Linked DNA regions of Homo sapiens: region 1 is linked to region 2. The links are chromatin loops, found by intact Hi-C in ENCODE. Cell type or tissue: chondrocyte. All regions are shown on one strand. Each heading gives the region's core, and the rest is flanking DNA. Links, peaks and the distances in the headings are about the cores only.

Evidence for each region. Peaks named below come from ENCODE experiments on the same cell type or tissue, not always from the same donor. Only the 100,000 strongest peaks of a DNase experiment are listed, where the experiment ranks them.
Region 1: it touches region 2 in a loop (4-fold over the local background); 11 of 110 quality-filtered maps call a loop at or near these places.

Annotation. Positions count from the first base shown.
Region 1 is chr15:68,151,216-68,158,514 of GRCh38, reverse strand. It overlaps PIAS1 (protein inhibitor of activated STAT 1), which reads right to left. Exons shown (of 14, transcript NM_016166.3): 7 at 4,820-4,925. Among named protein-coding and RNA genes, the nearest start is that of CALML4, 50 kb to the left of the region's middle. In chondrocyte, for the core only: CTCF peaks have their summits at 3,143 and 3,362 (motif pointing right); no DNase peak of the experiment used is centred there.
Region 2 is chr15:67,839,098-67,844,097 of GRCh38, reverse strand. RNU6-1 (RNA, U6 small nuclear 1) reads left to right here and starts at 4,053; the gene lies at 4,053-4,159. RefSeq lists enhancers at 2,211-3,162, 3,658-3,707, 3,163-4,115. In chondrocyte, for the core only: a CTCF peak has its summit at 2,874; a DNase peak (open chromatin) is centred at 3,718.

The DNA.
Region 1 (7,299 bases), core at 1,131-6,130, 310 kb before region 2:
AGTGAGATCATCTCTAATGCACTCTGATGGAGTATGTTCAGGAAGCTAACCAAAAGTCAACTCATCAATTTTGGGGGTTCTGGGATGTCTCCTGGAAAAAAGTGAAACAAAGGATAATGACATTAGGCAGAGAAGGCAGCAGGGGAGTTTTGAGGCATAGAGCACAAAACTAAAGCACTGAAGAAAGACTAAAGAGTTCCATATTTTTGGAATGGAATGTGAAGTATGAAAAGAAGAGTAAATACAGGCGACCCTGGAAAGTAATAAGCAGGTGCCACGTCATGGAAAGTTTAAAAAGCAGAGTGAATACAGGCGACCCTGGAAAGTAATAAGCAGGTGCCACATGATGGAAAGTTTGTGTGTCATGCTAACATACTTGGAGTTTTTATTCCCTTGGTGTTAAGAAGCCATGAAATGCAAGGGAATGAGAATGGTAAGATTTTAGATCTGTATAAATCACTTAGGAGGCTACCAGAGGAGATAGAAAAAGGCGTCAAGGAGAGGGATGTTTTATCTAAGAATGGTTTTTAAAATAAAAGCAGGATATGAGAGCTTAAACAAGGGCAATGATAGCATGATAGACAGAAGGCACATTTGAGAAATATTTAGGGAGTAAGTTTGACAGGAGTTGGTGAGTTCAGTTTTAAATACTTGAATTTGAGGAACCAGTGAAATGCTTAGGTGAAGGTAGTTAGCTATATAAGTCTGAAACGCAGGGGAGAGGTCTGAGATGAAGACATGTATTTTGGGGTGGGTGTTAGTTTTAAACCATAAGGGTGCGTAGAAAAGTGCACCCAAGATAAAACTCCAAGAACAGCCACATTTAGAATGCTTCCCTTAAGAGAATCCATTGAAGGCAGGTGATTGAGAAGATATGGTCAGAGAAGAAAGGAGAGAATTTCAAGGAGAAAGTGGTTCATATCAAATGCAGCAGAAGTATTCAGGATGAAAACTGAAAATATACACTTTAAATTTAGCAATCAGATCATCATTTGTGACATCTGAAAGAGCAATTTCAGTGGAATGATAGAGGGTTAAAGACCATAATGAGATGCAGTGAGGAGGTAAAAAGAGCAAGTGTAGACTACTCTCACAAAAATTCGGATGAGAACAATGGGAGGAACACAGAGCTCTATCCATAGAGGAGCTTGTTTTCCTATTTTTTAAAAGATAAAAGAGTCTTGACAGCACAGAGTGACAGAAAAAGCCTGCAGACAGAGAGGAACTGAAAACACAGGACAAAGAGCAGATATATGAGGGAGCCAGGTCTCATAATACTGTTACCAAGCATCTCTACCTGGATGTCTCATCCCATCTCAAACACCACAAGTCTAACAGTCCACTCTGATCTCCCCCCTGCAATCTGATCTTTTCAACACAGTTTTCTGTTTCAGTAAATGGCATTACCATGTTACCTAGTGCTTGAGTAAGAAGCTTAGCACTCCTCCTTGGACTCATCACTCCACACACACAGTCAATGCCATTTCAATGCTTCTCAAAACTGTCAACTTCTATCTACCACTATCACCTTAGTTCAAGACATTATCATCTCTTACGTATACTATTACAAACAGGTTCTCAACTGGCCTCACTGCATTAGCCTTGCCTTCCTTTGATTCGTCTTCAAAGTGAGAATCAGATTGTCTAAATGTAATCGTGTCATTTACTCCTCTGCTTAAAAATCTTTTAATGGTTTTCTATCATCTATCTTCATATCGTCTATGTCAACTTATACCTGTCCAACTCTCTGGTCACCCTCCTTCTTGGCGCTCTCTCTCTCTCTCTCTTTTTTTTTTTTTTTTTTTAAAGACAGTGTCTCTCTCTGTTGCCCAAGCTGGAGTGCAGTGGTGCGATCTCAGCTCACTGCAACTTCTGCCTCCCGGGTTCAAGCGATTCTCGTGCCTCAGCCTTCCGAGTAGCTGGGACTACAGGCACATGCCACCATGCCAGGATAATTTTTTTGTATTTTTAGTAGAGACAGGGTTTCACCATGTTGGTCAGGCTGGTCTGAACTCCTGACCTCACTCAAGTGATCTACCCGCCTCGGCCTTCCAATGTGCTGGGATTACAAGGGTGAGCCACTGCACCCAGCCCTTCTTGGCTCTCTCTATTCCAGCTGCACTGGCCTTTTCTCCTGGCATACTCTGTTCCCATCTTGGAGCTTAACTTCTCCTCATACTTATAATCTTGCCTTAAGTATCACAGTATCAGAGAGGACTACGTTCCCCTATTGTACCTCTACAGAGTTCCCTGTCTATCTTCTTCAAGGCACATGTCAAAACTTTAACTCATTAATGACTTGTGCAATTATTTAATGCCTGTCTTTCTTACCAGACTGCAAACTTCTGGGGGATGCAGAGATGGTATGTGTCTTGTTTAATGTTATATTCTCCTGTTCCTGGAACACAGTAGACTCTTAACACAATTTCTTGAATGAAAAGAATAAATGAATAAGCAGGGAAAGGGAGATTTCCTCTTGACACTGAACAAAATAAAGCGAGGACTGGGCACAAATGTAGATAAGCTAAAAAAGTAATTATGGTGGCACTGAGATTAAGGAAGAAATGGGTGGTTTAGGTAATTCATGTCTTGTAGCCCCAATTTTCATGCATTGGCAGAGTGCTGAGAGAGGGGGATAGTGTTTGATTAGATTATGGCTAAGGCTTGAAATAACTGCTGAAGGGAGAAGGAAGAGGAGAAAGAAACTTGATTAAGAGTTGGTAAAAGACTGTTTTTCATAGTTGTGAGGGGACAACTCTACACAAAGGCAGAAACTGCAAGACAAAATCCTACTAAATCAAATGATTCAGAGAATGGAGTTCTCTGTGAAAAGTCTAAATAATACCAACTTTATTCTTTCAAGAACATAAGAGTGTCTGGCTTGACTACTAAAACTTTGCTAGAAGTACTTATTTTATTAAGAATGACTTACAAAGAACATATTTGTAACTGATTTGACTCTTTTAAAATACCTGACATTTCCTTTTGTCAAGTTATTGTAAACAGAATTTTAATTACATAATTTGTTGGGAAAGTTTTTGGTTTTTTTTTTTTTTTTTTTTTTTACAGGCAGCATACAGGTAAAGGTAGATAACCTGTTTTTTAGTAAATTACAACAAATTTCTTACTGGTGGGATCCAAATTAATATTCCATTGGCTTCCCTGGCCAATAAGTAAGGTAAGGTATCAATTTCCACAAAAATCTCATCCAGTGTACAATTATTCTCCACATCCATCAGTATATCAGACTAGAAATAGCTTTTGAATTAAACAGTTTTTGCTGCTTAATGGTAGCTAATAGTGGTTTCTCGGAGAAAATAAAATAATTCAATTCCAGACTCACGTTCCCACTCTCCCTCCAGGTGGTGCTATAGCTACAAGCGGAGAAGAGTTAACAGCTTGAGCAAAGACAGTTGGCCTTATTGTTGTTGTTGCTGTTACTATTAAATAAAATAACTTCATCTGCCTTATTTCTTGGTATTCCCTCTTCCATACAGGCTCACATAATTCTTTGCTTTCTGACTGGCTGAGATTCTAGTATTGTGAGGCAAATACGAAGATTCTCAGTAGAATGACCAGGAATAACTTCAGCAAGATTGTGATAGAAGACAAGTTATCTTATACTCTCCTTCAAGGCAGATGTCTGTCTTTTCTTTCAGGATCCCTACCATCTTCTTATCCCTGCCAAATGGTGCCACCACTCCCGCAGATCCCAAATCAGTGCTGCCCTTCTAGGTCTCCATCATCTGTCAATGCATGCCTACAGAGGCATTAGCCAAAGTGTGCTCCCATTGATTCAGGATTAGCTGCATTTTTAAAGGACCATTTTAATACAGAAAAATTCTTCAATGAACTATTAAGGGTATATTGATATTCAGGGGTAGTGGGATCTTTTACTCTGCCACAGAAATAAGTTACAGAAAGGGGTAATAGCTATGCTACAAAAGGAAAGCTGCTATTATCTTAGTTCTTTCCACCAGAGTGTTCCTAAGTACAAATCTGATAATGGGCTTCATTAATCAGTTCACATCAAAAGTCCTTAAAGGATAGCTATCTAACACCTGCCTATAAAAGTTTTGTTTCTAAGTCCCCAGCCCTCACTCCTAAATCCACGCAGCCCCCGGCTCTCACAAATAAAAGAATAAACGAAGAACTTAGTTCACCTCTTTGGAAAGGCCAAACCCTCTGACCTTAACCCTTAAAAACAGAGGTCAGCACAGCCCCATTTGAAGACCTTGAATCTCAAATTCAACGTATCAAAACAAACCATCCAGTAATTCACACGTATGAACCCAGACTTCGCAGAAGCATTAGAAATCAGACGGCATAAACTTCTTGTTACAGATGAGGAAGATGAAACTCAGGAGCAGCGTTACTTGTCCACAGTCATATAATTGATTAATGGCAGAATTATTATTTCTACCACCCCACTGGCTCTCTTCACTTTGTAAATGCAGGGGGTGAGGCCATGATATAATTCTGTACATTTTTCCTGGATAAACCACCAATCTAAAATAACTTTCTTGAAATTTATGCCAAGATGCCCTTCCCATTTCCCAGAATTCCTTAAACATTGATTTTATGAAGTTGTAGAATAATATTCTTCCATGTTTGTGCACTGACTTCACAAAGTTAATTTTAAGATTAGTAAAATATAGATTATAAAATATAGCTCATGACAAAGATATCAGAACTACTCTAAGAACTACACAACAGGCTCCAGTGAATAAACAAATTCTAAAATTTCTTGAGTTGAGAAAATACTACTCTAACCTTTAACAAAATAGCTGAATAAGTGAAATAAGTTTATCATACGTACTTAAAGCTCTAGAATGATCCGGATTCCTTATTCCCTTTGCTCGTAACCTCTGAAGAAGAACTGTTGAGGACAACTGTTTTACAAGATATACTGCCATGGAATAGTTCTGGAAAAAAAAAGAAGTAGAAAACAAACAACATATGTAAGTAAATAGTACATCTATTTTAATCTCACCATGATAGGGAAAGAAAACTAACACTTCTTAAAACACCTACTGTGTGTCAAGCAGTCTTAGGTGTTTTCATGAACAGTAATTCATTTAATCCTGACCAAAAAGCTGCCGAGATGATCATAAACCTGTTTTTATGGATGAGGATACTGAAGTACAGAGAAGTAAAAGAACTTGCCCTAATTTTGCAATTTTCAAGTAACAAACCTAGAATTTAAACCCAGGTCTGTCTTGGATTTAATATTACCTATACTTGAAGCTAATGAATTTAAGGCACTTACATGAAAGAATACTGTTAAGACTAAGTATAAGCCAAAGACAATAAGATGTCAAAGCTATAAACCATATTTAGTAGGTAACAGATATATCTAAAATAGTATCTATTTTTTTTAAATGACAAATGAGATGGGCTTCCTAATTTATACCTTTTAACCTTTCTCTATGCCTTCAAGTAGCTCTTGAAAAGATTATACTTGGGCCATTATCACAACAAGCAGAGGGAATATTAAAGAAGGTTTTCAAACAGAAGCTGCTGGTTTGGCAAATGAACAGATGAATATCCATTACCAGCAGACAGACTACCCAGAGATGACAGAGGTAGAAGGGGACCAAAAAAAAAAAAAAAAAGAAAAGCCAAAACCAAAAAAAAACAGTTAATCAACAAGCTAAGACTAAGTGAAGGGTACATGGTTGGGTAAGAGAAAGAAAAGACGGCTGAGGTTCACGAAGGGTAGGAAGGAGATCTAAATGAGAAGGATCAGTTTCTATTTGGTGCTGGGATCAAGAGGAAGATCAAGAGACTTGAAAAGAAGTAAAAGGAAAAATAATTGCTGCCATCTTGTATTTTATAGCTACACACATTTTTCAAAGCATTCTTAACATACGCTGCCTACTTCATTTAAACTTTGCACAAGGCCTATTAAGACACAGGTAGGATAGGTATTTTTCTAAGTGAAGGGCTGATGAAACTGAGGCACAAAAAGATTATGCAATCTGCTCATGATTAGGCAACTGCTTGATGACAGAGCAGACACTAGAAACCAAAGGGAAAGGGTGGGAATATTAAGACATGGAACTTAATGCACTCCCCTCTTTTGACAGAAAATATACTACAATACTCTCTGGAAGGTCATATTTTTATTTAAAGTTCGGAAAGCTATCTGTGTTTACATGCTACACATTTTCTGAGAGGGAGGAAAAAGAAGTGTCAAAAAAGCGAATTTACCTTCATTAATAAATTTCACATTAATGAGGAACAAGTAACATTAAAACTTTCCCAGCCGGGAGCAGGGGCTCATGACTGTAATCCCAGCACTTTGGGAGGCTGAGGTGGGTAGGTCACGAGGTCAGGAGATCGGGACCATCCTGGCTAACGTGGTAAAACCCCGTCTCTACTAAAAATACAAAAAACTAGCCGGGTGTGGTAGCACGTGCCTGTAGTCCCAGCTACTTGGGAGCCTGGGGCAGGAGAATGGCGTGAGCCTGGGAGGCAGAGCTTGCAGTGAGCCAAGATGGCGCCACTGCACTCCAGCCTGGGTGACAGAGCAAGACTCTGTCTCCCCCCCCAAAAAAAAAAAAAAAAAAAAATTCCTAAATTTTAGAGCATACAACATACTAATCTGATATAGCATTGACAAGCTTTATTTGTTTATTTATTTATTTAATTTGAGACAGAGTCTCGCTCTGTCACCCAGGCCGGAGTGCAGTGGCGCAATCTCGGCTCCCTGCAACCTCCACCTCCCGGGTTCAAGTGATTCTCCTGCCTCAGCATCCCAAGTAACTGGGACTACAAGTGTGCACCACCATATCTAGCTAATTTGTGTGTGTGTGTGTGTGTGTGTGTTTTGTTTTTTTGTTTTTTTTGTTTTTAGTAGAGATGGGGTTTCACCATGTTGGCTAGGCTGGTCTTGAACTCCTGACCTCAAGTGATCCGCCTGCCTCAGCCTCCCAAAGTGCTTGGATTACAGGCATGAGTCACCAGGCCCAACTGGAAAGCTTCTTTTAGAAAAAAATCTTATTCACCATTATTATTTACTTGCTTAATGCTTCAAGTATGACAGAAACTGGAGAAATGCTAATTAACAATGTGAAACTATGTATTGACAACTTGAATCTTCAGAACTTGGAATTACCCTAAGGCTTTATATAAATATTTAAGAAGAGATCAAGCAGAAACTGCAACAAGTTCAGTGAAAAGGTATGCTCACTCTAGTTGAAACATGTAAGCAAATAGAAAAATAAAATAAAAGCAGCAAAAAGAATGTGGTACTAACAAATGCCACTTGTACTGGTAATATAAAATGAAATTTTT
Region 2 (5,000 bases), core at 1-5,000:
CCCCTTCAGCTTAACTTTGGAAAAACTCATTCACATTGAGGTGAATTAGGTGACAGAGTGCACTTCAAAAGAGATGTTATAAGAACAAGGCTTAACTCAGAGCATAAGCAGCTCACAGGAATTTCTGGCAGCCTGGGGGAGTGGGTCCTCCCCCACACTCAGGCCTCCTCCAACCCTGCTCTGGCCATGCTCTGTGTCTGAGGCCTTTGGAGCTTCAGGGTCAGGCATGTGAACTCAGCGCATTGTCCCTGTGCTACAGTCCCAGGGCAACACCTCCTGAAACCACTAATGCCATTCCTCCCAGGCCTGCACATAAACAAGGTCACAGGGGCCTCTCTCCACATCCCCGCTCCTTCCTCCCTCCTTCCCTCCGGTGGGGCTGCTGGGAGTCCCCAGCCCTTCCTGCTTCAAATAAAATGATACACGAAAACATGCAATGCTCTCTGGCTGTAAGAGAAACACTACATAATTTTAGAGAATGCTAAGAGTTCATGTCTTCACTGACATTTTTTCCATATGAAACAGCCCATTTCTTAATTGTTCGAAATAAAGTTGGCTCTGCTCTCTCCTACTCAGGTAGTGGGAAGTACCACCTCAAACAGGATAGGGGGACCACTCCTCATCTCTTGGGGTTCTGTAGTCCAGAACATTCAGGGAAGACTGCCAGGACTCAGTTCTTTTCAGGACTGCAGAGTGAAGAGAAGCCAACAACTCTGAAGGCGGCAGGAGCCGGCTCCCACTGCAACTCCAAGCCTGCCCACCAGTCCAGTCCTCTCTGGCACCCACACTCTCCTCGCCTGCAATGCCTATTCCCTCAAGGCCTGTGGGGGCTTGGGACTTCCCATGAAGTCATGGTCCACTCGGCTCTCCCCTCCCTGAGCCCCTCCATGCTTCCTCCTCTCCTCCACCTCCATGCTACATTCAATGTATCCCCTCCCCTTCACCAGCCTCCCGCTTCGTCTGTACTGGCCTTTGGAGCTCAGAGGCATGTTGTGATACGGTTCAGCAGGTCCCAGGCCCTAGATCCACAGCCGCCCCTGGGGGCTGATCCTGGGGCCCTCCATGGCTCCAGGATGACCAGTTTGCTTCGCCCTTCTCAAAGAGAAAACAAAAACCCTCTTGAATTTTTACATCTTGCTAATTATTATTTTTTTTCATGGTACTGGGAGAATGCAGAATATCAGAAAATTACAATTATCCAAAAACGTCCTTCAGTTATCCAGCTGCAAGAATGCCAGCATTTCAATGCTGAAAAATGTCAAGGATCATCTCTAGGGTAGTTTCCTCACTTTGCAGAAGCTAAAACAGAACCAGAGACAGAGAGGTACAGGGAGCAGGCCAAGGTCACAAACAGTTCCAGGTGGAATGAGAACTAGAACTCAGATCTTTCTCCTCTGCAAAATTGCTCGACAAGAAAAAACAGACAAAAAATTGGCGGGGCGCGGTGGCTCACGCCTTTAATCCCAGCACTTTGGAAGGCTGAGGCAGGCAGATCACTTGAGGTCAGGAGTTTGAGACCAGCCTAGCCAACATGGCGAAACCCTGTCTCTACTGAAAACACAGATATTAGCCGGGGGTGATGGCACACACCTGTAGTTCCAGCTACTCAGGAGTCTGAGGCAGGGGAATCGCTTGAACCTGGGAGGAGGGGTTGCAGTGAGCCAAGATGATGCCACTGCACTCCAGCCTGCTGAAGAGAGCGAGACTCTGACTCAAAAAAAAAAAAAAAAAAAAAAATTAGCCCAGCATGATAGTGAGCCTGTAGTCCCAGCTACTTGGGAGGTGGAGGCAGGAGAATCTCTTGAACCCAGGAAGCAGAGATTGCAGTGAGCCAAGATCACACCACCGCACTCCAGCCTGGGTGACAAAGTGAGACTCCATCTCAAAAAAAAAGAGTCCAGACATGGTGGCTCACGCCTGTAATCCCAGCACTTTGGGAAGCCAAGGTGGGTGGATCACCTGAGGTCAGGAGTTCCAGACCAGCCTGGCTAACATGGTGAAACCCCGTCTCTACTGAAAATACAAAAATTAGCCTGGCATGGTGGCTGAGGCAGGAGAATTGCTTGAACCCAGGAGGCAGAGGTTGCAGTGAGCTGAGATTGCACCACTGCACTCCAGCCTGGGTGACAGATCGAGACTCCATCTCAAAAAAACAAACAACAACAAAAAATCTACCTCTGGCTCAAAGTAACACATGCTCATGTAGCCAGAAATGTTGAACCAATAACTAGGTGTATCTCATGCTAGTTTCCACAATAAGGCATTTATGAAACCACCAGCCCTACCTGTTCTAAATAAATGAATAAAAATGTGGATGCTAATTGAAGATTAGCATCATCTCCCATCCATGTTAATGTGCTTTTTGGTTATTTGCAATTCTCTTTTGTAAATCTGAGGTAAACATCATTGTCCAAATTAGCTCTTTTCACTCAGTAAAGGCCATATTAGCATTCTGAGGTTTGCGTTTGCCTACTGCTTATTTAGTAAGGTCAGATGAGAAGCTAGTCAAATGACTTCCATTTCACTTAAGAGGCGTACCGAGTGGGGAGAACTCAAGCCTCCAAAGCCCGAACTCCCTGGCAGTGGCTCCCCAGGTCCCTCCCCTCTCTCAGTACTGAGCCACAGCACTGCTGGGAGCAGCAACTACCACCACAGTGGTCTCCCGGGAAGGGCTGGCCCAGATGGGTGACACTGAGTCAGGTGGTTGCAAGGTCCTCTGCCTGGATCTCGGTCCCCGTCCCCTCAGCGCTGCCGCCGTTATCATCAATGACAGCTCCAATGTCACCTTCTCTCTTGCCCCACTGAAGTGGCCATCATCCCCCAGGCACTTTCTATGCCACACTTTCACAGCACACGTCTCGGCATCCAGAGGGCTCTTTCATGTCTGCCTGGCTCCCCTGCTGGAACCGAGCTCCATGACCATAGCAACCCTGCCCACTCACGCATCCCTGAAGCCCGGGTGCTGACACCACAGATGTTCAATATTTGTTGAAGGAATGGAAGTAGGAAGGAAAGTCTGAGCTGGTCAGGGCTTCTGGAGTAACTCTAACAAGGAAAGCGGAGGCTGCACTTGTGGTCTCAAATCTTTTCCAAACTCCACTGCGTAAAAAAAAAAAAAAAAAAAAAAAAAAAAAGTCTTTGAAACCAGACTCGCATCCAAATCCCAACTACTTTAACCAGTGGCAGGATCACTGGAGCAGATGGTTTAACCTCCCAGAGCCTGTTTGCTAAACTGCAAAATGGGGGAAATGATACCATTTAGGTTAAGCGCCTGGCTCTTTCTAAATGTTGGCTCAAACGGTGGTGACCCTTCCCAGACTTCCACCACTACTGGAAGTTTGCGTCCCAAAGCAGACACCCTCATCGCCTTGGCTCCGAATGCAGAGAGCTAGTTCCGAGAAGCCGAGGGGAAGCTGAAGGCGCGCCCTGGCCAACCCTCCCCACGATCCCCCGCCGCAACCCCTGTCGGCCCCTTCCAGCCCACAGTGGGTGGCCCCAGGCCTCGCTAGGGTCACGTCTCTCGGGTCCCCGCGCAGGGAAGGGTCCAACCAGCGACTCGCAACCTTTTCGGGGTCCCGAGTCCAACACCCGTGGGAATCCCATGGGCACCATGGCCCCTCGCTCCAAAAATGCTTTCGCGTCGCGCAGACACTGCTCGGTAGTTTCGGGGATCAGCGTTTGAGTAAGAGCCCGCGTCTGAACCCTCCGCGCCGCCCCGGCCCCAGTGGAAAGACGCGCAGGCAAAACGCACCACGTGACGGAGCGTGACCGCGCGCCGAGCGCGCGCCAAGGTCGGGCAGGAAGAGGGCCTATTTCCCATGATTCCTTCATATTTGCATATACGATACAAGGCTGTTAGAGAGATAATTAGAATTAATTTGACTGTAAACACAAAGATATTAGTACAAAATACGTGACGTAGAAAGTAATAATTTCTTGGGTAGTTTGCAGTTTTAAAATTATGTTTTAAAATGGACTATCATATGCTTACCGTAACTTGAAAGTATTTCGATTTCTTGGCTTTATATATCTTGTGGAAAGGACGAAACACCGTGCTCGCTTCGGCAGCACATATACTAAAATTGGAACGATACAGAGAAGATTAGCATGGCCCCTGCGCAAGGATGACACGCAAATTCGTGAAGCGTTCCATATTTTTACATCAGGTTGTTTTTCTGTTTTTACATCAGGTTGTTTTTCTGTTTGGTTTTTTTTTTACACCACGTTTATACGCCGGTGCACGGTTTACCACTGAAAACACCTTTCATCTACAGGTGATATCTTTTAACACAAATAAAATGTAGTAGTCCTAGGAGACGGAATAGAAGGAGGTGGGGCCTAGGCAGATTCATCTCTGCGGTGCATTTTGCCTCTGGCCCTCGGGCCCTAGTTTGCGATCTTTCCCATCTTGCCTCTGCTTCCCTCTGCACAATCCTGAGTATTGCAGTACCTTACACTTAAGGAAATTTCGTCTTGCCAAAGTTGATCCATTTCAGCTCCGAAACATAACAGGAACTAGTGCAACGATAAACGTATGAGGAACTTGCAATAAGAGTGACAGAATCCTTTGAATCAAAAAAAAAAAAAAAGCCACCACTTAATGAGTATCTACCATATGTCAAGGGCTTCACCAATATTTCATTGAAATATTCCAGACCAAATAAATAAATAATAAAAGAAAAAAAGAAAAGGGGGAGGGGGCAGAAAAATAAAATAATGTTTAAAAAATTCCTGACAGCCCCACCCTGTGGGTTTTACTGTTTTACTGTCATCATTTTACACCAATCACTGAGAGGTAAAGCCTGATAAGACTTACAGAGGCACAGACCCTGAAAAGATCGGGACCCAGGTCTCAGGTAATTGAGTTACAAAAACACAGTCCCGAGTGGTAAGACAAAGAGGAAACAAAGTCCAACCACGTTCAGATTTCCTGCGATGACTTAGGCAATGTTTTCTGAAATATCTTTCCAACAGAAAAATGGTGCAACTGCTTTGCTAGT